Regions from separate parts of the Homo sapiens genome. Here region 1 is linked to region 2. Evidence: read pairs that join two places in POLR2A ChIA-PET (ENCODE). Cell type or tissue: PC-3. All regions are shown on one strand. Links, peaks and the distances in the headings refer to the core of each region. The heading gives the core; the rest is flanking DNA. Region 1 has its middle 250 kb from the start of CBLB. Region 2 has its middle 98 kb from the start of CBLB.

Region 1 (15,665 bases), core at 4,656-8,655, 150 kb after region 2:
CCTACTCATTGTGGTCAACTGTGCTGGGAAATATTTTAAATATTTGCTTCCATCCCTATGGGGAGATAAGGATATATCCATACCCAATTGATTTGAGCCTTGACCACATGCCTTTCTTTGTGAATAGAAGCAACATGTATTATTATTTCCAAGGAGAAACTTTAAGTACCCTCACACAGTTAGTCACGTTCTCTTTTCCTTCTACCAAAAACCTAGCATGTCCTAGAGGATTACTCCTTTAATCCAAGCCAAAGTAGCCTGCAATAGACATGTAACATGAGTGAGAGAGCAATCTTTAATGTTATAAGCTACCAAGAGTTTGACATCATTTGTTATTATGGAATAGTTTAGTGTAATCTGGTTGATGTAAGCTATAGCATTTAACTCAGTGGTTCTACTTGTTTAAATTTATCCTGTAGCTATACTCAGGACTATATAAAATGGTATACATACATGGATATCTGTTACTATATTATATGTAATAATAAACTATTACAACCACCCTAAATGCTCATCAGTATGGAAGTGGCCAAATAAAATATAATGCAGTCATATAAAAATATTCTGAAGTTGCAAAAATATTATGCAGTTTCTTTCTATTCACAAAGAAAGTCATGTGGTTAAGGCTGACATCAATGGGGTGTGGATATATAATTATCTCCCCATAGGGATGGAAGCAAATATTTAAAATATTTCTCAGCACAGTTGACCACAATGAGTAGGCATATTTATGAATTTGATAGAGGCCAAATTGTCCTCCCCAAAACTGTTAGAAATGTAAACAACTATCAATTTTATGTATTAATATGGGTTGATCTCAAACATGTATTTACAGTTATGTAAATAAGAAGGCAAATATAAAATATTTATGTGTTTATACATAGACTTTCTCTGAAATGAGATAGGAACTTGACTCTGTGTAAGAGAAATGGATGACCAATAAGTAAGTTTGAAAGGGTGTTTTTTTAATTGTGTACCCTTTTGTACCTTTGGAATTTTGAATGTATATGAATTTACGTTACATATTTAAAAGAAAAACAAAATGTTAATTACCAAAAGAAGATATAACATTTGATTAGACCATATATGAATTTTGGAGTTCTTCACTCTCTAATAATTTTAGATTGATTTTATAATCAATCCTGCCTCTATCACTTTGCTGAATATATCACTTGTCCATTCTACCTACTAAATAACTCTAACCATTTCTTATGTTCAATCTCACTATATAGCTTTTTTTCCCAGTGTAGCCCACTTGGATTTTTATGCCTTCTCTGAATTACAGTAAACACAGTTGGTGCCCTGCCTAGAACTACTTACTGAGTTGGTGTGCCCATATTGCAGCTACTGTAAGTGTTGCAATGATTAACATCTGAATTCTTCTCTGGAGAATTGTCCTTGGCCAATGGGAAATCTTTTACCCTGAAATGTCTGGGAAGTTATGGAACTGCCCGGAGGACGCTTATAGCTAGAGCTAACTGAATCAAGGGTAAACAATCTTGTGCATCAAGATGGAACAACTTTGTGGTGCCATTTGCACTCCAGAGCTCCCAATGAGATCATGACTGAAAATCAAATATTTGTTCAGTTTATTCTTCCCCATGATCCTGATTTCTTTATTTCCTCACAGATTTCCCCAATTGTGTTCATCTTGTCAGCCCACGGGACACTGTATTTACCAACTTAGTACACTGCGTGTGTGTGTGTGTGTGTGTGTGTGTGTGTGTGTGCGTGTCTATGTCTGTGTGTGTAGTGGGCCAACATTATTGTCAGTTGTGGTCAGTAGTGGCTCTCCTTTGTAAGTTGGGCTTTTTATCACAGATCTAAGATTCTTAGCAATGAGAATGATGGAATCCTAGACTAGCAGAGGCCAAGTAACAGTACTTAACTTTGAAAAGTCATATTGTATTTACTCATATTTTTGTTTACCATGCACTTTCTTTCTTCTTCATGCTCCAAATTTCTTTCCTTTATTGTTTCTATTCTGTTTAGGAAATTTCCTTCAGCCATTCTTTTAGTGCAGGTCTGCTGGCCACAAGTTCCTCAGTTTTCCTTCATCCTAGAGGTTTCCTCTTTATTCCTAAAGGATATTTTCACGGGATAAAGAATTCTGGGATGACTTTTTTTTTCTTTCAACACTTGAAAAATATTGTGACACTTCCCTCTGACCTCCAAGGTTTCTGATGAGAAACCTGATATTCAAATTAGTTTTCCCTTTCCCTTTTAGATATGGTGATGGTTTTTCTGTACGCTTTTACAGATTTTTTGTTCGTTTGTTTGTTTCTTTGTTTTTGAGACAGAGTCTCGCCCTATCGTCCAGGCTGGAGTGCAGTGGCACGATCTCTTCTCACTGCAACCTCCACCTCCCAGCTTCAAGTGATTCTCCTGCTTCAGCCTCACAAGTAGCTGGGATTACAGGCATGCACCACCAGACCCAGTTAATTTGTGTATTTTTAGTAGAGATGGGGTTTCACCATGTTAGCCAGTCTGGTATCAAGCTCCTGACCTCAAGTGATCAGCCCGTGTTGGCTTTCCAAAGTGCTGGTGAAATGGGAAAATTTCCCTTATTCCCCTCACAGGGCATGCAATGGGAGTGTGGCTCACTTCTTTGGTGCCCCACTGCTCAAACACCTAGGGGGAACATGCAGATGGGCAGGTTTGTGTGGCTCCAACCCCACACCAGCATCTATTGTTGAGTGTTTACAGTTCCTGAAGCCCTAGTGTGTGTGTGTTACAGTGTGCTCTTTTAGCTTAGCCATCTGCAGGTGGCTTGTGTTAATCAGCTCAATGAGACCCTCTGCCTTGTCACAAGGACAGAGGGCTTTCTGTATCCTGGGTTCCTGCCTTGGTGTACTAGAAAAATCAGATTACACATGGGCTTGGAGAATGAGTGTAAGGTTTTATTGAGTGGAGGTAGCTGTCAGCAGATGGATGGGGAGCCAGAAGGGGAGGCAGTGGGAAAGTGGTCTTCCCCTGGAGTCTGGCTGCCCCTAACCGGCTTCCTCGTTGTCCCACGGTAGATGGCCTGCTGGCATCTGTTGGTGTCTGACTGTATGCTCTACCACTCCTCTACTCCTCTCAACGTTCACCGCCTATGTGCTCTTTTGCTGGTGTGTTCCTCTTGATGTCCAGACAATTGTGTGCATGCCCGCTAGGGTCTCAGGATTTTTATAGGCACAGAATGGGAGGCGTGGCAGGCCAGAGTGGTCTTGGAAAATGCAATTTTGGGTGTGGAAACAGGAGTGCCTATCCTCACCTAGATTCTTGGGTATAGGCTGGAGGGTGGAGCCCTCACCAGGGACCACACCCTTTTCTACTCAGCACTTCCCTGCCCCCATCCTGTATGACTGGGATTACAGGCATGAGCCCAGTCCTGTTTTTCGTGTTTTATTTTAGTTTTCAGAAGCTTGGTAATGATGTGTCTTGGCATAGATATCTGTGGGGTTATCATAGTTGGTGTTTGCTTAACGTCTTGAATCTATAGGTGTATGTCTCATCAAATTTGGGAAGTTTTCAATATTTATTATTTTGTTTGTTTTATTTTGATTTTTTGAGGTAGGGTCTACTCCGTATCCCAGACTGTAGTGCAGTGGCATAATCACAGCTCACTGCAACCTCAAACTCCTGAGCTCAAGCAATCCTCTGACCTCAGCCTCTTGAGTAGCTGGGACTACAGATGCATGCCACCATATCCAACTAATTTTTTGTTTCTGTTTTTGTAGAGATGGGGTCTCACTATATTTCTCAGGTTTGTCTCAAACTCCTGGGCTCAAGCAACCTTCTCGCCTTGGCCTCTGGTATTACAGGCATGAGCCACCATGCCAGGTCCATTATTTCTTTAAATATTTTTTCAGCCCCACATTTTCTCCCCTCTCTTTTCAATTTTTCAGATGACACAAATGTTAATTCATGTATTATAATCCTATATGTCATTGAGGCATTTTTTGTTTGGTTGGTTGGTTTGGCTTGTTTTCTTTCGGTCTATTTTCTCGCTATTCTTCTATATTCCAGTTCACTGACTGTTTTTTTCTGCCCCTCTATCCTGCTACTGAGCCTATCCACCAAGTATTTTATTTTTTGTGTTGTATTTTTCAGTTCTAAAATTTCCATTTTGTTCTTCTTTATTTTTTCTTTGTCTTTGTTGAGGCTTTCAATTTCTTTGCTGATAATTTCTAGTTTTCAGTTTATTTCAAACATGTTCATCATTGCTTTTAAAACAAACATGTTGTGACTGCTTCAAAATCTTTGTCAAATAATTCTAACATCTCTGTTATCTTGATGCTAGCATGTTCATTCTGGCTTTTAATATGAGTTATTTTTTATCAAAATGTGCACTTTTAAAATGTTAAGACACAGAATCTCATTTTAACCTTCTGCTGTCACTGGATTTCTCCAATAGCACTCCAGAGTCTGTCTCTTTACTACCGAGTGGAAGTAAAAGTCCAGGTTCCCTACTCAAGTCTCCACTGCCACCTGAGATGGGGAAACCCTCTTTACTACTAGGTGGATATGGGAGTTTCAGCCCCCCGCTTGTATATTTTCCAGTGACACCATGCATCATGTACAGGTGTCCTTGTTACTAACAGGTGATGTTGAAAGTCCTGACTGTCCCCTGGACCTCCTCTACTAATACCCAAGGGAGGAATGGGAGAAGCACCTCATTGCTGCTGCACTGGGGTGGAAGCCCAGGCTTACCATGTGTTCTCCATTGACACTGGGATGGGAGCTGGGCTCACTAATACTGACGGGGGTCATGAAGGTCTCATCTCTCTACTTGGTCTTCTCTGATACCACTCTGTTGGGGCTGTGGGCACACCTTTTTATAGGCAGGAGAGAATGGAGTCAGAATTACCCATTTAGACTTTGCTGACATGGAGGATAGGACCAGTTTTTTTTTCTGTGTTATTTGACTAGGATAGAGCAGTTATTGTCTGAGAAATTGTCCATATTTCTTGTGTGCCCCAAGGTTTTTAGTACTCTTAGTGGGAGGAATAGGGAAATGTTCATCTATTTCCTCTTCCTGGAAGCAGTCTCAAGACTTGAAAGACAAAAACAAAAACAAACAAACAAAAAAATGGAAACAATTCTTCACTGATTTAGGACTCATGCTCCCCCATTCAGTCAAATCCAAATTCTATATTGTATTTCATTCTAGAAACAGAAATCTCCCCACTCCTTTTCATTCCTAAAGGTTTAAAAATAAATCCTCTAGGCTTTTTCCATCCCTCAAGCTGATTTTTCTTACTCTGACATTAATAAATGCTTTCATCAAATGGCACTTGATCAGATGGTTTGTGTGACCTGATAGGGTGACACAGAACCTCTTTTCAAACTGACAGAGTATTCAAAGGCTTTACTCTTTCCAGAAGTAAAGCTGCTTTGTAAATGCCAGATTCTTTTAAAATTGTGTTCCTTGCAACTGCATGTATTATTCATCTGACTGAAGTATCCCACACTGTCAAGGGGGAAAATTGCAAGAAATCCATCTTTGAGCTTTCCTTTGATGCTGTGAGAAGATTCAGAATGAGTGGACTGGAAGATGATTGTATTTTTCCTTTACCTTTTGGTTAAACTGATGATATCTGCCGCATGCTTTATATCACCATGTGACATGTCTCCCAGGAGGATGACCCTGAGAGTTTGAGTCACCCAAGAAAAAAGAAGTAAGTCATGAGATCCAAGTGTCACTGAGGAGTTACCCATGCTGACAAACAGCTACACACATTTCTGTAGCTCTGCCCATAATGCTTTTTGAATGGGGCACCAAGCAACTTACTTGATAAAGTAGTAATAGCAGCAGACGCTGCAAAGTGCCTAGATATGTTCTTCCTAGTACACAATTTACAAGGCCAGGTCTTAAATGAGATAGAATGATACAAAGGTAAGACTGGAAAAGCCTTTACTGGTCATGAATCATAACCTCTTTACCTATCCTGCCATTCTACAGGTGAGAAGACCAGGAAGTTTCAGTGACTTGCCCAGTGGCAAATAATGGCAAAACTAAGACTTACGTCCAGATTTCTAGTTTTAAGCCCTTGTTCTTTCATACACACCATACGGTCACATAAAATGACTTTTAAAATGCTGGCCGACTATTCTAAAGTAGACAGAAAATTATCAAACTACCATAGAAGTGCAATCTATGTGACCTTTGGGAACTGATTCCCATAAGCCAAGAGTGTGATGACTAAGGCATTCAAAAACACGGAGGAGCTGCAGGAAATGGGCTGTGATTCATTTAGTGGGTCCCTGTGACAATCTATTCCCAAGTTGTCTTTATGGTCAGCTAGAAAGTGAGCCAAACCTGGACCCCTCTGCGGTCTCTACAAATCATAGAGTACAGCACAATTTACCCTTCCAAAGTGGGTCCTAGTTGAGCAATAGTTTAGAATTCCTTTCTGATTCAATTTTGGAGAATGACCTCTAACTGACCTAAATTCTCCTGAAGCCTAAAATTGTATGTAGTTTCCATCTTCTTTTGCTACCCTAAATTATGAAGCTCTTCTGCACAGCTGTTTAAAAAGTTGGATTCTATACAGAGTTATCAGGGACTATTTGTACATTAAATGGGTTTTTTTATGTTTAAATATAACCGGCATGCATATGAAGGGTTCAATATCTGTTTATGAGTTCATACAATCAAAACATGTTTTATGAAATGTATTTGATGTTAAATGCCACTTTGTATAAGTGTGTTATTATTTGCCATCAGAAAAAAAGGATGTAAAAATGCCATATGGAAGCAAGAGACTAAATTTTTTTTATAATTATATTTTACTTAATCCCCAAATCGGGGCACCTGGTAAGTAAATATTAATACGTGCAACCTGGACCCCCAAAAGATCCAGATCTCATGATTGTCAGAAACTTGGGGAAACTAAGTTCTCTTAAGAAGATCTATTAGTTCCTCAAAGTCCTTATTGTGGAAATGATTAGAATTCTCTTAATTTTTTCCCTGAGTATTTTTTGAAACTTTTACATCTATTAGACCTTGGTTTTTGCAAATATTTGACAATCTTTCAAATCTAATAGCACATAAAAAGCAATAAACAAACATAGGTTGAATAAGTGAGGAAAGCAGGAGTTTATCTGGTAGACAATAAGAGGGCCAGTGGGGGGCCTTAATATAAGTTTGTTGGGGGACATTTATCCATAGGTAGTTCTTGCATCTGCCTATTTTCTGAACAAAGGTATTGATAGCTTTGTTCCTTATTGTCTTTTCAAGGATGTTTGTATGGTAAATAGCCTTGGAAAAGAGAGAGTGTATGTGTCTCTGTCTAGGGCAGAGGGAAGATTTGTTTTCTCTCCAAGATAATAAAGATAATGTTTCCCTCCAGGATAAAAGTTGGGCAGGTTGACTAGCTGGTCTTTCGGGAGATTGAGATTTTCTTAACCTAGGATTCCTAAGGTGTGACACGTATTTACTATGTGTACAGCATTTCCTCGAGCCATTCTGCATTACCCCCTGGGACTTTGGAGGCAAGGGGGACTAATGGGAACATATAATTATGCCCTCTGTCTCTGACCCAAGGGTCTCATGCCATCTACTAGTATCTATGAAACTGTGGCAAGCTAACATACTAGCTTGAAAGCAGAGTAAAACCTCAGACTTTTCATAGTTCTTATTTACAGGTGATACTAACATTCAAATGCTACATTTCCACATCTTACCTATGAGACCTACCTTAGCAATCTAAACTGAGTGCTTCTATAAGGAGCCACAATAGCTAGAAAAAGAAACAGGATTAAAAATGATGAAGGTGCTCTACCTCCTGGTCAACTATGGTAATATTTCAATTTAAGACCCTGTCCTATATTTCACACTTTCATCAAGGCCATATATAAATGTTAGAGTGACACTGATGGTGATCTTGAAAGGGAATGAGAGAGACATTTCCCATATAAATGTTGCCATGGGCACAACAATTCTATTCTCTGCTTTCCTAAACTCTGGGTGTTCTTTCAGTGGCTTCCAGCACCCATTGACATTTCCTGTCCAGAACTATAATTTTATCTTGCCATTCTGGCTCTTTTGTCATAAATGTTAAAACTTTTCTGAATACAGTTAGTAAGATATATCAAAGAACGTTAATTTATAGGTTAAAATCTAAGCTCAAAAACACCAAGCCCTATTTTGCCTTTCCTGGTATTAGAAGATGGGGAACTTCTCTGTTTCTTACAATAATACAGATTTGATTGTAAGGATAAATGCACAGGAGCAGTTGGATACAGATATATAATTGAAATGAATAAGTTACTTAGAGAAAATGCTTGAACTATGCTGTCGATAGGCTAGCCACTAGTCATGTATGGCTACAGAGTACTTGAAATGTGGCTACTCCAAATTGTCATGTTGTAAGTGTAAAGACACTGATTTTGAAGACCGATTACCAAACAAAATGTAAATACTCATTAATATATTTTTATATTGATTTCATGTTGAAATGATAATACTTTAGATATGTTGGGTTAAATAAAATACAATATTAAAATGATTTTTGTTTCTTTTTTACCTTTTTTTCATGGCTACTAGAAAACTTAAAAATTATATATATGATTTTTTTTGTATTCTATTTCTATTGGACGCTGCTGTGCTGGACTATTCCTTGCCATCTACCTTAGTGATATAAACTGAGTGGGGCTATAAGAAATCTTAGGGCTGATCCAATAGTTATAAACTAAATCATGTCAACTGTTAAACAATTGATGAAAGACTTAAATCACTTGAGGACTTTCAAATAGAGTGCAGTTTCTTTAGGGCAAAGGTCATTATATTAATAGATTGTCATAACTTTCCTTTTCCCTACTGACGATTAGTATCTCACTTAGCTTAATAATTTTTGTGAGTTGAATGAATAATAAGAAACTCCAGGAAAAAGAAAACCTACAAGTGTGGCGTTTTGGAATATGAGGAGATTGTACATATTAATTCCAAACAGGATGCCTGCATATTCTATTACTTCTCTTAGCCGTCATTTGTAGTCTTCATTTCAGACAGCAGCCTTACGGTGCAATTTATCTATCCATAGATCTTTCTGGTTTTTTTTTAAGAAATCTAAGCTGGGAATGCTTGTTTTTTCTCATGCATATTCACTTCTTTTAGAACACATAGGATAGTAATGGGGGTTAATTAAAGTGAGAATCACTTGTGCACAGATAAGTAAGTTAATAGATTCATAAGCAAAAAAAAAATTTTTTTTCTTAAGATTGTGACCTTATAAAGTCATTCAATAAGTTTTTGTGTGTAGGGACATAGAAAGTCCTAACAGATAGGACAAAGAAGCAGTTTCCATGACGCCCTTGTGCTATCTTCATATCTTGCTTTATCTGCTTGTGGGAAATTCTACCAGTGAACAGGGAGAGATGTTCCCAAAATGTAAGATCCATGGCCATTAGCACTCATGTATGTTGTGGCAGAAATTAATGGCTGGCATATGAGAGGCAGGGGTAAAGAAAGCAGCAGTATTCTAAGATCTATAAAGCATATTTGGTGTGTTCTTTGTTAGGTTTAATCAATAGTGATGCTGGTAAATGAAGGATAATTAACACATAGCAGTTATGTTATAAATACTAATATAAACTTACTTTGTGATAAGCCATTTATATTATATGGTTTTTAAAGATACCTAAGAGGAGAGATGTTATCCCTTTTTTTATAATTAAAAATAGCCTAACTTTGAGAGAGAGGTTAAGTGTCGTGCCTAGAGATAGGCTATGATCTGAGTGTTTTTATTTCCCCCCAAATTCATATGTTGAAATCCTCACTCCCAAGTTTATAGTATCAGGAGATGGGACTTTGGGCGGGGGTGGTGGTGGTGATTAGGTCATAAAAGAAATTAGTTGCTTTATCAAAGAGGCAGGAGAGATATTCCTTGCTTATTCCCCTGTGTGAGGACACAGTAAGAAGGCACTGTCTACAAGCAAGAAAGCTGGCCCCCGCCAGACAATGAATGGTGCCTTGATCTTGGACTTCCCAGCTTCCAGAACTGTGGGAAATAAATTATTGTTGTTAATAAGTCACCCAGTCTGTAGTATTTTGTTATAGCAGTCCACTGGACTAAGACAGGACATAATGCTTCTCAGGAAAAGAGTCAAAATTCGAAACCATGTCTAGGCTAACTCCAAAGTCCCTGCTTTCTATTAAACACATTCCACCTCCTCTCCAATGTAACAATGGCATTATTATAATAATAATAATGATAGAGGAAAAACACAAATAGTGTCCACTGCATTATCCTTACAATTACCTGTTGTTTCTGCCTTCCTCCATTTCTCCTTCTCTTCCTCCCTCCCTCGCTTCTCCTGATCCTCTTCCCCATCTCCTACTCTGGCTTTTACTATTTCTCACTCTCCCTTTCCTCTCCTTCTCCCCCTAATAATTCTCCCTTTCTTTTTCTAGTTTCATTCATTTTTCCTTCCCTCTTTTCCAGCTTTTACTACCTAAGCTGCAGTCCTCTCAACACCCTCTGGGAACCTTGAGTTGTGATAAAGTCTGGTTGCTAAAGCAATGCAAATGGCTATTGCAATAACTCAAGAGGCCAATATAGCCCCAAATTTCCTTAGACTTGAAGATAATTTTTCCACAAAATACTACAGATGTTCTATTAGCATAGAATCCTAGAATGGCAGAGCTGGAAGGGAACTTGGAACTTACCTAGCCTGATACCTACATGAAATACCAAACTGAACTCTAGCTCCGGGAAGCTAAGAGGCTGCCCCCAGGGGACCAAGCTGGTTAGTGAAAAAGCCAGAACCAGGATCTAGGAATTCTTATTTTAGTTTCTAGGAAGGTGCATGAAAAATTAAGTAGAAATGTGAAAATGCAAATCTATTGACTAGCATTAAGTGAGGCTTATAAAAGTGAAGTTTGTTTCCTTGTTCCATACAGATGTTGAGATGATACATGAAATAATGTGTGTAAAAGTGCTCAGTGCTCTTAGAAAGGCCTGATTTAAATGTGAGGTAATACGTACGTATTGCCTAAAAATTAAAGAATGACCTTTCATAGACTTAAGCCAACCCGAAGGAGTTGTTGGACTATAAACCCTTTAATGCTGTTTAACCTAGGTGACAAGACTTCTCTTTATATGTAATACATGGCTATTGAATGGATGCCAAGTAGATGTCTGTTTTACCACTGTTTCTGTTCAGCAGAAAAACTTTCTCTGGGTAAGTATATAATGTAGTGCCTGAACAGCTGCAGATGCAGTAGATGGATTCCAATTTTTCTCTGCCTCTATCTGATTCCCCAGCTGATCCTAAAAGAAAATTTATTGCTGGAGTCTAATTTGACTCACAGTTAGGTCTCGTCTCTCCTATCCAATGTGTGCTTTGGTTGAGGGAGGTAGCTCATTTTAGAGGAAAGACGTCTGTGCTGAGTGGCAAAACCTTAATCCTATATGAAGTTGTGATTCTAATTAGCCAAATAATTTGTACAAAATATGTAACCATTTGCTTCATTTTATCATCTGTAAAATGCAGGTAATATTGGCATTGATCTCCAAAAATAAGTAGTAACTGAGATGATGTGGATGTTATAATTTACTCAGAATCTGACACATTGTGAGGCTCTAAAAATATTAGTTATTAGTTTTTTGTTTGCATGAAACTTTGTTTCAGGTGTTAGGATTTAGACTGTCAATATTTCTGTCTTTTAATAAGCAGCTTCAGAAAATTGTGTTTATCACTCAGATCAAAGCTCTGTGAACTGGAATTGCATTTCAGAAGAACAGATTGATGCCCCACACATGAGATATCTTTCCCCAACAGGCCAAAATGTTTTACAGATTGGATGTTTGGCACAGAACAGCATTCTGAAATAAAACTCCTATTGTTTTTCTCTTTCTTCTTATAAAAGTTTTTAAAGGGAATTGCAATCTTGGTTATTTATTTGCTTCCATGGAGAGAAAGAAAAAGAGCACATCTGTTTGCAATAGTGAATTGAAAGGTCTAAAAATAAATATGCTTTAAAGAAAAGAAACAAAACTTTGTTGGCATTCTAAATCCAATCGGCACAAGGAAAATGTTTTTTCTAGAGAAGATTGGCTTCCTTTAAAAAAGAAAGAGAGAGCAAATAATGTAGAATTATACAGTTCTAGTGAAGTGGTTCACCACATAAAAATGTATTTTTTTTTACTCATAAATAGTTTTAAATGTGACGTAATATCTTAACATTTACATTTTAATTCTGAATATACCCTGTGCCTGTCATTTTCCCTAAAAAGGGACTGGTGAGATATAAAAATGATTCCTTTACTCTGATAATCTGGAATTAGAAAGTAAAATGTCAAAGGACAAATATCTATAGTTTGTGTTGGCTCTAGTCTTGGAAAATTCGGTTGCTTTCTACAGTGAAAAGTGCTTTACTTAGATACACATTTTAGATTGTGTTGCCACCTTTTCATCACTTTATATGGAACGTAAAAGCCATCCATTGTAAAATAGGCTTAGAAATACTATTCTGACTATAACCATTTCACAGAGAAGGGAACCATCATGCCAAATGACCTACAGGGCAGTTTTCTCTTGGGAAGCCTAGATCAACTAAGGTTAGGGAGTGGAAGTGGTAGGGGAGAAATTAGGGTTGATGAATAAAGGGGAGCTTAGAGGAAATGGAATAGAAAACAAATGGGATCGATAGAGATGGAAGGGCTGCTGGGGTATCTTGAAAGACAAACACTGGCTGCTCAAAAGCAGCTGAGCCAGAAAATCCTTGCAAATGGGCCGCTAAAAGGCATTTGTCCCAGCGAAGAGAAGGAGGTCCAGGAAAGAGAGATAAGGGTTAAGAAGCATTTCTAGAGATGAGAGCATAGGCTTGCTAGTTAAAATCATCCTAAAGAAGGGAGGATGTGCACAGGAATATTAGTGAAGTGCTTGGCGTCCTTGGTGAGCCCAGAAAGTTAAATACTCTTTTACCTGGGTCAAAGCATATCTCAAGTGATAAATTGGAAATAAATCTAAATAAGTGATTAATATATTAAACAATTGAATACTTCAATGTAGTTGTAACCTGCGAGTTTAATATTCAGTATTTGCTCTAGAAATGGCATTTTTAGTAAAGTAATGTACAGGATAAAATACCAGGAAAATAAGTGAGAATATTGAACCCTTGTGTGGTTGACCTGCCTAAGTTAGCCCTTCCATGTTACCTATCTAGAAATGGGTAAACGCATTACATGTAATGTATATTGCATATATAAGTGGCTGCCCTCATCTTGTAATAGGGCACATTAGTCTGTCCCTGAGGAAATCTTATAAATAACTCTTAGCATTTCCTGATATTCCAAGCCTTTCCACCTTTTCCTCCAGGCAAAATTTACTGGTGTCACATTTCCTTGAGCTTGCAATATCATAAACAAGACATTTAAAAATACTATTTGGAGTAGGTCAGTGCCCTCAAGGCCATGGAGAAACTTATATATTTTAATAGAGTCCTTAGAAAATATGAAGGTCCTCTGTAATGGTGGCATAACCTGAAACAGTCTCTAAAATACATCTTCTGTTAACTCTTTAGTTTTTCATATCATTATGATTTGGACATTAAAAATGTCTGTTCAAGTAATCACTCAGAGTTTCCCATATTTGCCATCTGTACCTTCTTACCTCATTTATACACTCCATCCTAGTCTGATCAGCTATCTCACGCCATCCAAACTGCTCTTAGAAGGTCATCTGGGTTTCATATTTTCATTCCTTCTTTTAACTTGCCAACTTGTCAGTATTTGCCACAATTTTGGTTTAAAAGGCCTTATCCTTTTGATTCTGGGAAGCACTCTCTGTTTTGCTTCTACCTCCTTTGCTTCCTTCTCAATCTCTTTTGGAAGACCTTCCTCTTAAACCCGATGAGCAAGTATTTGAATTCTTCAGGACTCTATATTATCACCTTTCTTGTGTCTCTCCACATTTCCCTCCCAGATGCTCTCAGCCACTTATGGCTTCATTCATGATGATATATTTACATCTTCAACCAAGACTCCTCTTCTGAGCTTCTAACAAGTATATGCAACTATTAATTTAACAAATCTACTCCAATTAAATGGTATAAAGGTACTCTCAAGATTTTCACTTTTGATTCCCTCTTCAATGAATAGCACCAGTGCTTGCCCACTTTCTCATGTCAGAAACCTGGGCACCAGCTTTGTGGCCTCTTTCTTCTTAATATCTGCTCAATCACCTAAGCTTGTTAAGAATCTTCCAATGTATATCTTCCCTAACACAAGCTACCAACACATCTCATCCTGGTTTCCTTCAAAAGTCTCCTAAATGATATATGTTTACCTATTTACCTGCTTCCAGTCTATTCTCCAGATAGTTATTAGAATAATTGTTTATTTTAAAAAGACTAATCTAATCTTATCACTCCACCACTTAACACTTTTATATATCTCCCCATGACTCTTAGATTAAATTCTATTGGACTTTTATAAAACTAACAGTCCTTACCCTGGTCCTAAAGTCTTATATGACCTTTTCCTTGTTTATCTCTTAGGCCGCATATCCTAAAAATCTCCCACTTTCTCACTAGTGCTTCATTCTTCAGGACTAACTTTTGGTTGTTTAGCTGTCTGAGTTCTTCTTGCACTGGAATAATGACTCAATTTAAAGCTTTTTCTCCCATCCATTTGCTCTTAACTTGGCACATTCTTCATCATTCTTTTGCATTAATTTTAGCTATAACTTCCTCAGAGAAACTGTACTGTTCATCTATACCAATTTAAGGCTATCATGTTTTATCTTTCAGTATATCTAATACATAATTAGCTTCATAGTTTATATAACAAACTGAAATAATTAACTGTGTAACAATGTGTTTAATTTTTGTGTCCCTCACTGAAATCTGAACAGAGTTTGATCTAGATCTTTCTTATTCACTACTCTATCCCTAATACTTTATCTCCCTATATTTCCACTGTATTTACAATACTGTATTTTCACTACATTTAGTATCATGCCTTTCTGCAGGTCTCAATACATAGCTTTTGAATAAATAAATGAATGTAAAAATGGATGAATGAATGAATGAGTAAAATTATCATCATGATACTTAAAAAAATGGTGGTCTAAATGTTTCAAAACACAAAAGCCTTGTAGTTATACCAAGTATGAATAACCAGTGTTAAAGAATTATGTTCATTGTATTGTTGTTTGATTACCTCTAAGGTCAAAACAAAGCTTTTGATACCAACTAAAGTGTACTCCCTTAGATCGTTAGCTATAGACAAGCATAACCCTTTGGGAAGCAATTTGGCAACGGATTTTAAGAGATGTGCAAATAAATATGCTCCCTGGCTGAATAATCCTACTTGTAAGTATCCTTATAAGCCTGAAGACCACAGCAAGATTTCATCCTAGAAAATCTAAATTTGGAAACAACCCAGATGTCTGAAAATAGAAAACTGGTAAAATAGATTGCAATACATCTTTTTTCCAATGGAATAAATTAAAATTAAATACTTCAAATATGCACACAAAATGATTATAGCTTTAGAAAATATGCATGTGCAAAAATGCAGAATTATATTCATACAAAGTATTATAGTTAACTGGTTAGGTTGGTGAAGAGGTTAAGGGAGATTATTTCACTCTATTTGCCAAACTGTAATTTTGTTTCTGTAACTGGATTTATGTTTAAATCTATTTAACTTTTTACCTGGCAGGTCTGTATT
Region 2 (15,665 bases), core at 5,636-9,635:
ATCAGTTAAGAGTATGCAGTTCCGGCTGGGCGCGGTGACTCACGCCTGTAATCCCAGTACTTTGGGAGGCCGAGGCGGGTAAATCAAAGGTCAGGAGTTTGAGACCAGCCTAGCCAATATGGTGAAACCCAGTCTCTACTAAAAATACAAAAATTAGTTGGGCGTGGTGGCGGGCGCCTGTAATTCCAGTTACTTGGGAGGCTGAGTCAGGAGAATCGCTTGAACCCGGGAGGCGGTGGTTGCCGTGAGCCGAGATCATGCCACTGCACTCCAGCCTGGGCGACAGAGCGAGATGCAGTTCCTTTATTGAAAACAGTATGGAAAGCTTGGAAAGGAAAAATGAAACAAAAATGTATAAGGTACCTTCCGCTTTTCTCTCTCTCTCTCTTTTTTTCTTCTAGTTCCTGTTTGTGTTTAGAAGCCCTGAGGCAGAAGAGTTCCTCTGTGGAGGAAGTAGCCTCCAGCTTGTGCATTTGCAAGACTTCAGCTTGTTGATAAGGGCTCCTTATCCTCAGGAGGGTTGGATGAGTTACTTAGAAGGAACATTTTTTTTTTTTTTTTTTTTGCCTCCCAAGCCCTAGGGCTGGTAGTATCAAGCATCACAGATAAACAAGTAATACTTTTCATCCAGGAAGATAAATTTCGGTTTAGAAAAGTAGTCTAATCAGTTCAAACCGAGTCACTGTGATTACTAGAATTCCTAGATATCATGTTTGATTTAAAAATAGCTTTTCTGACACACCCTTCCAATCTTATGTTATTGCAAAATTGCATTATTGCAAAAAGGCTTTCTGATATATGGATTTATCCAAGCCCCTTAAGCATAATTTGGAAATGGGATGAGGCAGGAGTGGAGGCAATATCTCCTGCTCTTTTGTTGGCCCAGAAAAAAATAGAATTTCAAGTGATTTGGCTATCTGAGGGAGCTTCTCTTTGCCCTGTCACCTAGCTCTCATGACCTCAATCCCACTCATTAATTGCAGCCCAAGCAGCCTGTCTGAAAGCTGTCAGCTTAGGGTTTATCCCAGGGGATTCGTTACAAAGAATCAAAGATCGTGCATAACTAGCTAAGACTAAACTCCAGGCAAACCATAATTACACAGCTGGGGTCCAGAGAGAATTATGCATATGGACACATTGCCCCAGGTCTTCCAGACTTCCCAAGTCATCAATGCAGGGGATTCCAGTGGTTCCGTCATTCAGGGTATGACCTTCAGTCGGGTTGTTTCTCTGCACTAATTTTCTCCCAAAGACGATGTGTCCAATATGTTGCCTTTTGAGTAATCTTCCTAAATAATTCTTTTGATTAATGGACTTCTTCTTGTCTAGAAATGGAATTCCTAACATCATTTCAGGCATCTCTGACTCTAAAAATGTACGTCACAGACCAGTGGTGTCAGCAACACTTGGGGAATTGTTAGAAATGCAAATTCTTATACCTCATTCCAGGCCTACCAAATAAAAATGTCAGAGAGTGGAGCCCATTGATCTGTGTTTTAACACATCTTCAGGTGATTCATACCTGCTAAAGTTTCAGAAGCACTGATCTAAACCCTAACAACCCACCTATCTGAACTTACCATATTCCATTTCCTCTCCGCTTATAAATTTGACCATAGTTACCTAAATTATCTCTATATTTTGTTATCCCTTCATCTGTTTATGGCACTTCTTTTGAGGACTAAATTCTTATTTATTTATTTTTATTATTTATTTTTTCGAGAGGGAGTTTCGCTTTGTCGCCCAGGCTGGAGTGCAGTGGCGCGATCTCAGCTCATGGCAAGCTCCGCCTCCCGGGTTCAGGCCATTCTCCTGCCTCAGCCTCCTGAGTAGCTGGGACTACAGGAGCCAGCAAGCCTGGCTAATTTTTTTTGTATTTTTAGTAGAGACGGGGTTTCACCGTGTTAGCCAGGATGGTCTCGATCTCCTCACCTCATGATCTGCCCGCCTCGTCTTCCCAAAGTGCTGGGAATACAGGCATGAGCCACCGCGCCCTGCCATTTTTTTTTTATCTTGCCCAAATTCCTGTCTAAGAGGTTTGAGGAGTCATGTCCTACAAACCATAAATTATCATCAGATGGGTTTTATGTAACCCCATATATCGTGATTTACTTTCCAACCTGACTCTGTCATAACATACCAGACAAGGAAGAAAATAAAAATATTTTACCTCAAAACATGTTTCTTTGCCATATCTTGAAATGGCCCTGCAAAGCTATCCTTTGTGGGGGAAAATTTGCATCTGTAAAGAATCTCTATTAATATAGAGATCTTTTTTTTTTCAGGTCCTTCCACTTCTAAAGAGATTAACTAGGAGTCTAGCACCTTTTAAAGATCTGAATAGAAAACATTTGTCATCTATTGTCTCTAAGGGCAGCCACTATAAGACCTTGGTCTCCACAATCTTTTGTCTTAACCTGAATATTTCCCAAGTCTTCTATCATTCCAGGTCTTCAGATGAACTCAACCAATGTCAACCAGAAATGTTTAAATTTACCTATGACCTGGAAGCCCCACCACCGCTTCTAGTTGTCCTGCCTTTCTGAACCAAACCAATGTATTTGATTGATGTCTCATGCCTCCCTAAAATATATAAAACCAAGCTGCGCCCTGACCACCTTGGGCACATGTTCTCAGGACCTCCTGAGGGCTGTGTCATGGGCCATGGTCACTCATATTTGGCTCAGAATAAATGTCTTCAAATATTTTACAAAGTTTGACTCTTCCTTGACATTTTTGACTGGAATATTCTTTTTTTTTTTTTTTTTTTTTTGAGACGTAGTCTCTGTCGTCAGGCTGAAGTGCATTGGTGCGATCTCGGCTTACTGCAACTATTGCCTCCTGGGTTCCAGTGATTCTCCTGCCTCAGCCTCCCAAGTAGCTGGGACTACAGGCACACCACCATGCCCGGCTAATTTTTGTATTTTTAGTAGAGATGGGGTTTCACTGTGTTGGCCAGGATGGTCTCCATCTCTTGACCTCGTGATCTGCCCACCTCGGCCTCCCTAAGTGTTGGGTTTACAGGCGTGAGCCACCGCACCCATTCTTGACTGGAATATTCTTAAAGGCCCAGCTCAAATATTATTCTTTTCTCTCCAGGTATTGTTTTTTTAACCTCTGCACTATTGACATTTGGAGCCGGAAATGATTTGGTTTTTCTTTGTTTGCTTATTTATTTTTAGAGACAGGATCTGACTGTCACCCGGGCTGGAATGCAGTGGCATGATTGTAGCTCACTGCAGCCTTGAACTTCTGAGCTTAAGTGATCTTCCTGCCTCAGCTTCGTGAGTTAACTGGGACTACAAATGCACACCACCATGCCTGTCTAATTGAGATAATTTGTCACTGTGGGCAGCTATCTATGCATTCTTAAGTAGTAACCCCCTGTTGTGACTATCAAAAATGTATCCAGACATTACCAAATAACAACTAGGGGAAAAAAATCTCCCTTGGTTAGGAACCACCGGTTTACCCAGTCATTCTATCATTTACTCCATATCCCAAAGCCAGACTAAATTTCTCCATTCTCTGTGCTTCTAGAGAAATTGGGCTTTATTCTTTTGCTAAATCAGATTCAGAGAGTTGTATATTTTAAATAAATAAAAAAGGGTTTACACACACACACATATACATACATAGAACTTCATCTTTTGTAATGCCACTTATGTCACTTATTCATTAATGCAAAAAACTAATCATTTACCATCCTTCAGGTGTCACATAACCTGGCATACTTGGTTTCCTAGAGCAGAAAGATTAGAGTGGGAGTAGTTAGGAGCTGTTCTTCAACCTTCCTGGAATATGAGATAGACACCGGAAGTGGGAATTAACCCATGATATGACTGGGAGATAAAATCCAGTTAAGTGGGCAGAATAAGGTGGCTGGGGCACAGGGCATGGGACAATGGGATGGTGTGTCAACATTGAGGGTGTTTTATGTGTCAACATTGAGGATGTTTTTGCATAAGATTAACATTTAAACAGAAGACTGTCCTCCATAGTGTGGGTGGGCCTCATTCAATCAATTGAAGGACTAAATAGAACAAGCAGAAGGAATTTCTTCAGCCAACTGCCTGGAAGTGCACCTTTGGCTTTCTTGCACCTCTAGCCTACTGGCCCACACTGCAGATTCTGGAATTGCCAGCCTCCAAAATCATGGGAGCCAATTCTTTGTAATAAATCTGTATTTCTTTATATACATATACACATCCTATTGGTTGTTTCTATGAAGAACGCTGACTAGTACAGAAATCTGTCGAAAGTTGGTAGTTGAAGCTGGCAGAAAGCATCAAAGGGTCCAATACAGAAGAATAAGGTTTTATTGAACGTCTTGGGGGACATAGCCATAGAGAGTCCAGAAAGAGGAGGCATTTAGAAATTCAGACAGTTAATTGACATCAGTGTAGTCTTTTAGCAGGTAGGAATGCCTCCAACCCTCTTTTATGGATAAAGAAACTGGCAAATGAGGTATGAGCCCAAAGACTTGCCAGGATAGTAACTTGGATCAGGAAACACATGATGGATTGAAGCTTAGATTCCTAAAGAACAAGTTAGATAATGAATAAAGAAACTTTTTATTACATGATATTGGATATGTCATAGTTGTTATAAGAACCGGTAAGCAGTAATTCTAATAGTGACTTTTGCAGATTGAACACTGGAGTCAGAAAATCAGAGCAGCTGTTCATACCTGTCTGCATAGTACATGATGATTTATCAGTGATAACCCTAACCTATTACTTTTGAGAGGAGACAGTAATTAGCTGCTAACTTGTTGTTGTTCCTGAAAATGTCCTTGTAATTTGTAAAATCCCAACCGATAAAGCTCTCCTTTTTCTGGGAAAACAGAAAACTCACATATTTATTTGTTCAAAGCATTTTCTACAATTAATGTATTCTAATTTTTGACTTACGAGGGAAAAAATCCATCTCTATATCATAGCCTAAAATATTATCAAAGATCACTGTTAAATATCATAAAACTCAATTATAATTAGACATATTGAGCTCAATAACAATATTGCTCTCTTGACTACTTTGAACTATTAACAATATATTTCTGAAGTAGTTATCTTATTTGTAATGAGAAATTATTTCCAGCTTCACACTGCTTTCTTTGTCTACAATAACAATGACAGAATACCAACAAATACCACTATTTGTTGCTACCACTCTATGCGCTACCACTTTCCTTTTTCTCCACCTATTTAGTCATTTTTCTCTTTAGTTGGGGAATGTTATAACAATCACTCTTCCCTGTTGTCACAGAATTTTAAAAACTTGTCCCCAGACTGAAAAAAACAAGCAAAAAGATTTTGAAAGAATGATAAAAATACAGATTCCTGGGCCATACCTTCAAGATTCTGATTCAGGAAATCTGGAATGGGCCTAGGATTTGCCTTTTCACCCAACATGTTAGGTAACTCTGATGCAGAAGATTTAAGAACCATGGCTTGAGAATCATTAGTGTAAGCAGTAGTCCCTGTTCCTAATATACTGTTACTAATATACTAACAATATGCAGCAGACAAAACATCAAACATTTTGGTATAAACATACTGTAGGTAGAGAACATAACTACAAAGGGAAAAGCAACTGGTTTTTACCACTGACTTGACTCTCTTTTTCTCCCTACTCCTTTAAAACCCTTCTGTTTCTCTTTTTCCTTTCTTTCACAGACTCCTCAAAGTTATAGCTGTTTGAGAAGACTTAAAATACCTAGCAGAAAGACTCCACCACTTCAATTCTTTTGAATTATTACTTTTATTAAGTTTGGGTACCAAAACTGATACTAAAATATAACTTCAAATTATTAATTAAAACAACAGATAAAATATTTAATTTTCAAAAAAAGGCAATTCATATACTCATTTTTCAACCTGCTTGATGCTATTCAAGGAAGATTTGTATATTACTGCTCCACAAATTTAACATCGTAAGTTTAATGTGTGGGAGGAGCACATTTCAGTGTGTAAGCCAGAATGATTACTTGTAGGAAAAGAGGAAGAAGATTCCTGAAAACTCCATGCTCCTAATGTGAGCATGGTACCAGGCCAAAGAACGCATAACACTTCCAAGAAAAACAATTAGCAGCAGGCAAAGCCAGAAAAGCATTAGCAATGGAAAAATCACAAACACGAAGACACAGACAGTAGATTGAGAAATTTTCAGGGCAGTGTATGCCTACATAATAATATATTTAGATACATTGAGTACTCCAAAGCAAAATAATTAGTTCACTGGGCTTAAGAGGAGATGGTAGGCACTACTGAGAGACAGGACTAGCTGGATTTCCTAGGCTGACTAAGAATTCCTAAGCCTAGCTGGGGAAGGTGACCGCATCCACCTTTAAACATGGAGCTTGTAACTCAGCTCACACCCGACTAATCAGGGAGTAAAGAGAGCTCACTAAAATATAAATTAGGCTAAAAGCAGGAGGTAAAGAAATAGTCAATCATCTATCACCTGAGAGCACAGAGGGAGGGACAATTATCCGGATATAAACCCAGGCATTCGAGCTGGCAGTGGCAACCCACTTCGGGTCCCCTCCCATTGTATAGGAGCTCTGTTTTCACTCTATTAAATCTTGCAACTGCGCACTCTTCTGGTCCGTGTTTGTTCCACTTCCAGGTGAGCTTTTGCTCGCCGTCAACCACTGCCGATCGCTGCCGTAGCAGACCTGCCACTGACTTCCACCCTTCCAGATCCGGCAGGGTGTCTGCTGCACTTCTGATCCAGTGAGTTGCCCATTGCCGCTCTGGATCAGGCTAGAGGCTCGCCATTGTTCCTGCATGGCTAAGTGCCCGGGTTCATCCTAATTGAGCTGAACACTAGTCGCTGGGTTCCACGGTTCTCTTTCATGACCCACGGCTTCTAATAGAGCTGTAACACTCACCGCATGGCCCAAGATTACATTCCTTGGAATCCGTGAGGCCAAGAACCCCAGGTCAAAGAATAAAAGTCTTGCTGCCATCTCGGGAGCGGCCTGCCACCATCTCGGGAGTGGCCTGCCACCATCTTGGGAGCTCTAAGAACGAAGACCGACCAGTAGCAGTACTAGGAGAGAGACAATGTTAGTTTTTAAGAACAATAAAGATAGTCTGTGTATTAGTTTGCTAGGGCTGCTGTAGCAAGGTGTAACGCACTGGTGGCTTAACCAACCGAAGTGAATTTTCTCATGGTCCTAGGGACTAGAAGTCTCAGATAAAGGTGATGGCAGGTTTTTTTTTCCCCCTGCCTCTGAGGCCTTTCCTCGTGGCTTGCAGATGGCTGTCTTCTGTGTCTTCACAGTGTCTTTCCTCTGTACTTGTCTGTGTTCAAATTTCCTCGTTTTATAAGGATACAAGTCATATTGGACTGTGGTTCACTCGAATGGTCTTATTTTAATTTAATTACTCCTTGAAAAACCCTATTCCCAAATATGGTTACATTCTGAGGTACTAGTGTTAGGACTTCAACATATACATTTTGGGGGGACATAATTCAGTCCACAACAGTCTGTCACAAAGGTGTGTCTTCTAGTATCACCAAAATACGCACTAGCTAGGTAAAGATAGCCTTGAAACTCGAGTCTTTCGTGAATTGTGAATTCTTTCACTTCAGTTTTAGAATATCAAAATTCCTGTCAGAGTTATTCCAGTTGCAGCTTTCTCCCACTCCATCCTGCTCCTGTCACTTTGTCCAACAGAAATCTTGGCATAATAGAAGTTTGGCTCCCACAGACAGGCAACAGGGCAGGAACAGCACATAAGACTTAATTTACTGTAGCCAAGCATTTAGACAGCCCAGCAATGCCGGAAGATTGATTTATTGCCAACAAACTCACAGAAGTGCCATAGTGATGACTTGTTTTATAGGGCATGATAAAAGTTCATGGTTATGTACACTGTGCTATCCACTGTCAGTGGGGGGGTAGAAGGAAGGATAATAGATACCATTTGGTCCTCTGCAAAGAAGTCTGGAGATTCACCAAGCCCTTCTAATGTGCTAAGTAATGTGTTAAGCCTCTTAAACACACAAATACCTCGTTTAATCCAAGCAATAGACTTCTAAAGTTGATAGGTTGTTATTACCATTTTACAGATTTGTAAAGTCAAGGTTTAGTAACTTGCCCAGAGGCATCTAGATTTTAAAAACAGCTTTATTAAAGTGACAGACAATAAGGTGCACATATTCAAAATGTGCAATCTGATACATTTTGACATGTGTATACATCTGTAAACCACCAACACAATCAAGGTATTGAACTTATCCATCACCCTCCAAAGTTCCGGCATGTGTCTAACCCCTCCTTCCTGCAATCCCCTCTCTCAACACACATATCCCCAGGCAGTCACTGATCTGTGCTCTATCACTGTACATTGACATGCATGCCCTGGAATTTTATTTTGATTCAACTTTATTTCCCTTGTTGTCTTACTGCCTATAGCAGGGCAAAAGTAGGGCTTACCTTGTTCAACTTCTGTCTTTTGTAGCCTGATGTCAGTGTCTTGAAGAACATTTACTTCACATGTTTTGTCTGGTTTTAATGATTGTTTCAGGTAGGAGACTCAATCTAGTCCCTGTTACTCTATCTTGACTGAGAGCTTCTGACTACCTGTTATATAGATTTTAAGTGACAAAGTGGAGCTGGAAGCCAAGTCTCTCCTGTCTACTACCATATACTGACAGTCACGATCAGAACAAAGGGGCCTGGACCCCCATTTCAATGTCCCTCAGCCTGACACCACCTTTCTGTGATTTTTATTTCCCAAAATACTGTCCCTTGGAGTTTATTACTGCCCTCTATATAAATTCATATGTCAGCATACAGTATTCTTTTTCTCTATCCTCTATTTAAGACCAGTCTTGGTTATACGTTGGGTGTGATTAGTAATTAAGTGAGAAATTGCTAGAAAATAATGTCATTTTGTGACTCTCTTAAGGGTCCAATTAGACTGGGAAAAATAGTGAAACTGCAAAAAATCAAATAAAATAAATAAAAATAATTAAAAAGTTAGCTGGGTGTGGTGGCACACACATATAGTCCCAGCTACTTGAGAGGCTGAGGCAAGAGGATCACTTGATCCCAGGAGTTAGAGGCTGCAGTGAATGTAACTAAAAATTTTATTAATTATTCAAAAAATGTTCTAAAGAAGAAAACTATGTTAGAAATTGGTTAAACATTATTTAATCAAACACACACACTGACTGCAAAAATATCTGTAAAAAATGAAATTTATTATGTAAACATTAGAAATATGTCTTAAATTCAGGTATAATTTTTATCTGACGGACTTGAGAATTTATATTTTATGGTTCATTACAATGGTTGCCATTCACAGATGCAAAAACACAACTTATCCCCTCTAAGAGGAAAACTCACATATTAAGAATCTTCTCATTGTTTGATTTCCAAATACCCATGTACATGAGTATTTTTTTAAATGGCAAGCTTCTCTATTTCTACAGAAACTCAAACAACAGGTACCTCTGAGCCCAGGCTACCATCTGTAGTCACACATGGATTTTTACATGTTCATAGAGCTGAAAAGCATTTAACGAAACCTCTTTTATTAAGGCAGTGAGGAGGCCACAGATAAGTTGTGTTTTATGGCCTTCATTGTTACTGATTCCTTTGCAAAAGTTGTTAATGACTTATTTTTGAACATACATATCTTTGGCTGGGTGTGGTGGCTCATGTCTGTAATCCCAGCACTTTGGGAGGCCGAGGCAGGTGGAAGATCAGGTCAGGAGTTTGAGACCAGCCTGGCCAATATGGTGATACCCTGTCTCTACTAAAAATACAAAAATTAGCCGGGCGTGGTGGCGTGCACCTGTAGTCCCAGCTACTTGGGAGGCTGAGGCAGAAGAATCGCTTGGACCCAGGAGATGGAGGTTGCAGTGAACTGAGATCATGTCACTGCACTCCAGCTTGGGTGACAGAGTGAGACTCTCCAAAAAAAAAAAGAAAGAAAAAGAAAATACTTATCTTTGGGCTGGGCGCAGTGGCTCACGCCTGTAATCCCAGCACTTTGGGAGGCTGAGGTGGGCAGATCACTTGAGGTCGGGAGTTTGAGACCAGCCTGACCAACATGGAGAAACCCTGTCTCTACTAAAAATACAAAATTAGCTGGGTGTGGTGGTGCGTGCCGGTAATCCCAGCCAATTGGGAGGCTGAGGCAGGGGAATCACTTGAAACCAGGAGGTGGAGGTTGCATTGAGCCGAGATTGTACCATTGCACTCTAGCCTGGGCAACAAGAGCGAAACTCCAATTTATTTTAGAAAAAAAAAAAAGAAAATACATATTTTTTCTATTAGAGTAATTGAAGCTGTTAGTTTGAGAAAAAAAATAAAAAAACAAGAAAAGTATGAGGCAAACTAAAAAGGCAACTACAGAGCCACAGGACAGATGCGTTGTGAAAATGTTTGGTAATATAAGTTAGAACATAGTTCAAGCCTCTGTTGGTCACGTACTGGTTTATAATATTAGACAGTGACTATGCCTCTTTTAACCTTGAGATTGATAAAAGGATGAAATAAGGTAATAGATATGAAGGCACTTTGGAAACTGTTAACCATGATAGACAGAGTAATTAAAACATTTTTCGACCTGATGTATTTTAAATTTCATTAAGTCAGAGAATGTCTAATTAACCACTGTATCCCCAGCATTATCAAGAGTGCCGACCTATGGTCACTTCTCAATATATATTTTTTGAATGAAGGAATAAATACATGGTTGCACAAATCTCATCTCTTGCCATTCCCTACCTCTCATGTTCAAGCCCAGCCACACATATCAATTTGCCAGTTCTGAGCCTTATCTCATTTTTTTCTGACTTTGGCCCCCTTGCACATAGTATCTTCTGTGCCTGAGTGCTCCCACTACCTTCATTGGCTGGCTGACACCCTCTTTCAAACTCAGCCCAGGTGTCAACCCCTTCAGGGAGCTTTCTTTTACTGTCCACCAACTGAGACTTGCACTTCCCTCACTCCACTGCACTCACATTCTGATGCAACTCTGCCACTGGGTTTCACAATGCTCACTTCTGCCCCAGGCACGTTCACTCTTTTGTTTCTCTGCCAAGCCTTAAGCTTCCAGAGAATAGACTTTTAGACTTGCATCTTAAAAGGCTACATATGGTGTGTGGCATTTAGACAATGGCCAATTCAAAACCATAATAATAAATAATTATTGAATAAACAAACTCCTTGATGGCTGGAATAATCTATTTGACATCTTTAACATCTACTAAGTTTGGTGCAGCTCTAAATAAGAGACACTAAGTTAATATTAAATAGCTAATTCATTATTCATTTATTTTACTTAATACTTGTGAATAGCTTCCTATTCTATTCCCCACTTTGTGTAGCTTTCTTCTTTTTATTATACTTATGCATCATAAAAATCTTGTACTAGTCCATTCTCATGCTGCTATAAGGACATACCTGAGACTGGGTAATTTATCAGGGAAAGAGGTGTAATTGACTCACAGTTCCATAGGGAGGGGTGGCCTCAGGAAACTTACAAACACGGTGGAAGGGGAAGCAAACATGTCCTTCTTCACAAGGCAGCAGGAGGGAGAAGAATGAGAGCAGAGTGAAGGGGGAAGCCCCTTTTAAAACCATCAAATCTCGTGAGAACTTACTATCACAAGAATAGCACAGGGAAAACTGCCCCCTTGATTCAATTACCTACCATTGAGGCCCTCCCATGACATGTGCAGATTATGGGAACTGCAATTTAAGATGAGATTTGAGTGGGGACACAGCCAAATCATATCATTCTGCCTGGTCCCTCCCAAATCTCAGGTCCTCACATTTCAAAACACAGTCATGCCCTTCCAACAGTCTCCCAAAGTCTAAACTCATTCCAGCATTAACTCAAAAGTCCAAGTCCAAAGTCTCCTTTGGGACAAGGCAAGTCCCTTCCACCTATGAGCCTGTTAAATCAAAAGCAAGTTAGTTACTTCCTAGATACAGTGGAGGTACAGACAGTGGGTAAATACATCAATTCCAAATGGGAGAAATTGGCCAAAACAAAGGGGCTACAGACCCCATGCAAGTTTGAAATCCAATGAGGCAGTATTTAAATCTTAAACCTTCAAAATAATCTCCTTTGACTCCATGTCTCATATCCAGGTCACACTGATGCAATAGGTGGGTTCTTATGGGCCTTTGATACCTCTGCCCCTGTGTCTTTGCAGGTATAGCCCTCCTCCCAGCTGCTTTCATGGGTGGACATTGAGTGTCTGCAGCTTTTCCAAGTGCACAGTGCAAGCTGTCGGTAGAACTAACATTCCAGGGACGAGAGAATGGTGGCCCTCTTCTTGCAGCTCCACTAGGCAGTGCTCCAGTGGGGATTCTGTGTGGGGGCTCCAACCCCACTTTTATGCTCTGCTTCCTCTTGAATGCTGTGCCTTTTAGACTTTTTTTTTCCTTCCCCACCAGATGCCCTAAATCATCTCTCTCAAGTTCAAAATTCCACAGATCTCTAGGGAAGGGGCAAAATGCCACCAGTCTCTTTGCTTAAGCATAATAAGAATCACCTTTATTTCAGTTGCCAACAAGTTCCTAATCTTCACCTGAGACCACCACAGCGTGGACCTTATTGTCCATATCACTATCAGCATTTTGGTCAAAACCATTCAAGGAGTCTCTAGGAAGTTCCAAACTTTCCTGCATTTTTCTATCTTCTGAGCCCTCCACACTTCCAACCTCTGCCTGTTACCCAGTTCCAAAGTTGCTTCCACATTTTTGGGTATCTTTACAGCAACACCCCACTTCTGGTACCAATTTACTGTATTAGTTCATTCTCACACTGCTATAAGGATATACCTGAGAGTGGGTAATTTATAAAAGAAACAGGTTTAATTGACTCACAATTCCAGAGGACTAGGGAATCCTCAGGAAACTTACAAACAAGGCAGAAGGGGAAACAAACATGTCCTTCTTTACAAGGCAGTAGAAGGGAGAATAATGACAGCCAAACAAAGGGGGAGGCTCCTTATAAAACCACCAAATCTTGTAAGAACTTACTGTCATGAAAATAGCATGGGGGAAACCACCCCCATGATTTCAATTACCTCCCACTGAGTACCTCCCAAAACATGTGGGGATTATGGGAACTACAATTCAAGATGAGATATGAGTGGGGACACAGCCAAACCATATCAGATCTCTATACAAGGGAAATATTCTGCAGGATGAGAAATGCCAAGGAATAAAAAATGAAACTAGTAGTAATGTAGATATTTATGTCCTTAACAATTTTTCTATTTTAAAAGGCTCAAAGAAATATTAAAGATAGGTAGACATTTCAAGTGCACTTTTACATCTCATTTTACCTGAAAATACACTTTTCCTAAAAGTCAGTAATTTAAATACAAACTGCTAGAAGTGCCCATCCTTTTTATATCCATATATATATATATATATTTTAAGGCAGTTCTTAGTGTTCTGTATCAGTCTTCATATTGTCTTCCTTTCCATTTGAAAAAAAATAGTAATACACTTGGTTTGTGATGTTTTAACTCTAAATTTATAGCTTACATTTTACTTATGGCAATGGTATATGTGTGACATATATATGAGATATATATATAATGTATATTGTATATATTATATATGTAATATTTTAAGTTACTTGCAACTTCAGGATAAATGATTTTCTTTGCAAGGATATTTGAAATCGGCCAGGCACGGTGGCTCACGCCTGTAATCCCAGCACTTTGGGAGGCCAAAGCGGTGGATCACGAGGTCAGGAGATCGAGACCATCCTGGCTAACACAGTGAAACACCGTCTCTACTAAAAATACAAAAAACATTAGCAAGGCTTGGTGGCGGGCGTCTGTAGTCCCAGGCACTCAGGAGGCTGAGGCAGGAGAATGGCCTGAACCCGGGAGGTGGAGCTTGCAGTGAGCTGAGATCGCACCACTGTGCTCCAGCGTGGGCGACAGAGCGAGACTCCATCTCAAAAAAAAAAAAAGAAGAATATTTGAAACCTACAGAAAACAGATATTGAAAAAGCATGTTAATGAGGAAGTATTTCTTCCTTTGTGATACATTTGTAATATGTATTGTAATTATTGTCTTCCCTAAGTTTGCCAAGACGATTGTAAAAAGTTCCAAAAATCTGAAGGGTAGCCAAATAGTATCTTCAGTTCTAGCCTCTGACAGTCTGTGTAAATTTAGTGACAATTTAAAATGGCTAAGAATATCTAGCATTCACTGCTTGAAAACAAAATCTGTTAATACAATTTTCAGTTCTTAGATGTTTCACTAGATGTGTTTGACATTCTTTGGCAAAACAGGAAAATTAATTGCTTTTAATGTAGGTGAAAGGATACAGAATAGCATACATATAAGATTAACAATGTAGAGATCTAATGTACAACATGAGGACCACAATTAATAAAATTATAATTTATTGAGGATTTTTGTTAAATAAGTAGACTTCATCTACTCTTGTCACCAAAAAAGTAATTATGTGAAACTATAGTTATGTTACTCTTTCACTATAGTAACCATTTTACTATTTATATGTATCCTCTGACTTCATGTTGTAAACCTCAAATACACACAATACAATTTATTTGAAAAAAAGCAATTAATTGCTTTAAGAACTATAGAATCATAAGATTGATATAATTCAGTAGGGTGATTATCTAAAAATGATTTTTAAAATTTTTATACCTCAATTATTATTCATTCAGCTGTAACCAAATGTGACATCTTAGCTATCTTTAAATAAAATTTGTTTAAAATGTGAAGCATAGCCCTAATGATTTCTTAATAACAACTTTTAAATCTACTGAGACAGTTAGTAAGACAAAGTAGTTTAAAATAAAAATTTAAACCTTTAAAGAAACTCTGTGACAACTCTGACTAGGACTGAAATACATTGATCCCATTTTGTGCTAATGTAAGGCTAGAAACTTTCTAGGCATTTTCCATGATTTTCCACTGAGGTTTCTGACCTTTATCCAACACAAGAATTAAATCTCCAAAGTGCCGAAATTTTTCCTCTCGTTTCCTACCTTGCACAAAAATCCAAATCAAATGCTTGTCCCAAATGGCCCATGTTGTGATTTTACATAAGGCTGAATTTTCTGGCCCCTGTACATTTGGATTAACTCCTGAATGGGCACAATTGTCCTGAATTAGTGTGAAATATATTGGCTCATTGAAATATGTACCCTTTGAGGCATTTTCTTTGCTAGGGGAGCTGATATTAAGTAGGTCTTGCTATTTGATATTATTAATGGCATTTTAATGTAGAGTCAACCTCACTCATAGGTCTCGAGTGACCCTTAAAAAAGACCCTCACAAGAATAGAAATGTAAATGGATTGGTAGAATGAAGAAACTATGCTCCTTTCTACTCTCTTCATAGTGGCCCTCACTTTCATCTTTCATTTCCCTTGTCTACAGTGTACCCTCAGGAAATTCACCTGTGATATACTGACCATAATAGCATTAATCAGAAGAGTAAGAGATACTTATATGAAATAGATCTGATCATTTGGGCTAAAAATATGCATATTGGAATAAGATGTTTTATCCCTTCTTTGTACCAGTTTTAAAATCACCAAAACTACCTTCAAAATGATCATTTTTAAATAACAAAGCAATGGAAGTACGTTTTATCCTCAAGATGTGTGATTTTACTAAAGGAATAATAA

What was found. ChIA-PET counts read pairs that join two places held together with the same protein. Peaks named below come from ENCODE experiments on the same cell type or tissue, not always from the same donor. Only the 100,000 strongest peaks of a DNase experiment are listed, where the experiment ranks them.
Region 1: POLR2A ChIA-PET joins it to region 2 with 5 read pairs; 1 of 35 experiments calls an interaction of 5 or more read pairs at or near these places.

Annotation. Positions count from the first base shown.
Region 1 is chr3:106,114,318-106,129,982 of GRCh38, forward strand. No RefSeq gene overlaps it. Among named protein-coding and RNA genes, the nearest start is that of CBLB, 250 kb to the left of the region's middle. In PC-3, for the core only: a CTCF peak has its summit at 7,757; DNase peaks (open chromatin) are centred at 6,214 and 7,394; H3K27ac peaks cover 2,653 bases.
Region 2 is chr3:105,959,516-105,975,180 of GRCh38, forward strand. No RefSeq gene overlaps it. Among named protein-coding and RNA genes, the nearest start is that of CBLB, 98 kb to the left of the region's middle. In PC-3, for the core only: no CTCF peak of the experiment used is centred there; a DNase peak (open chromatin) is centred at 7,816; H3K27ac peaks cover 1,743 bases.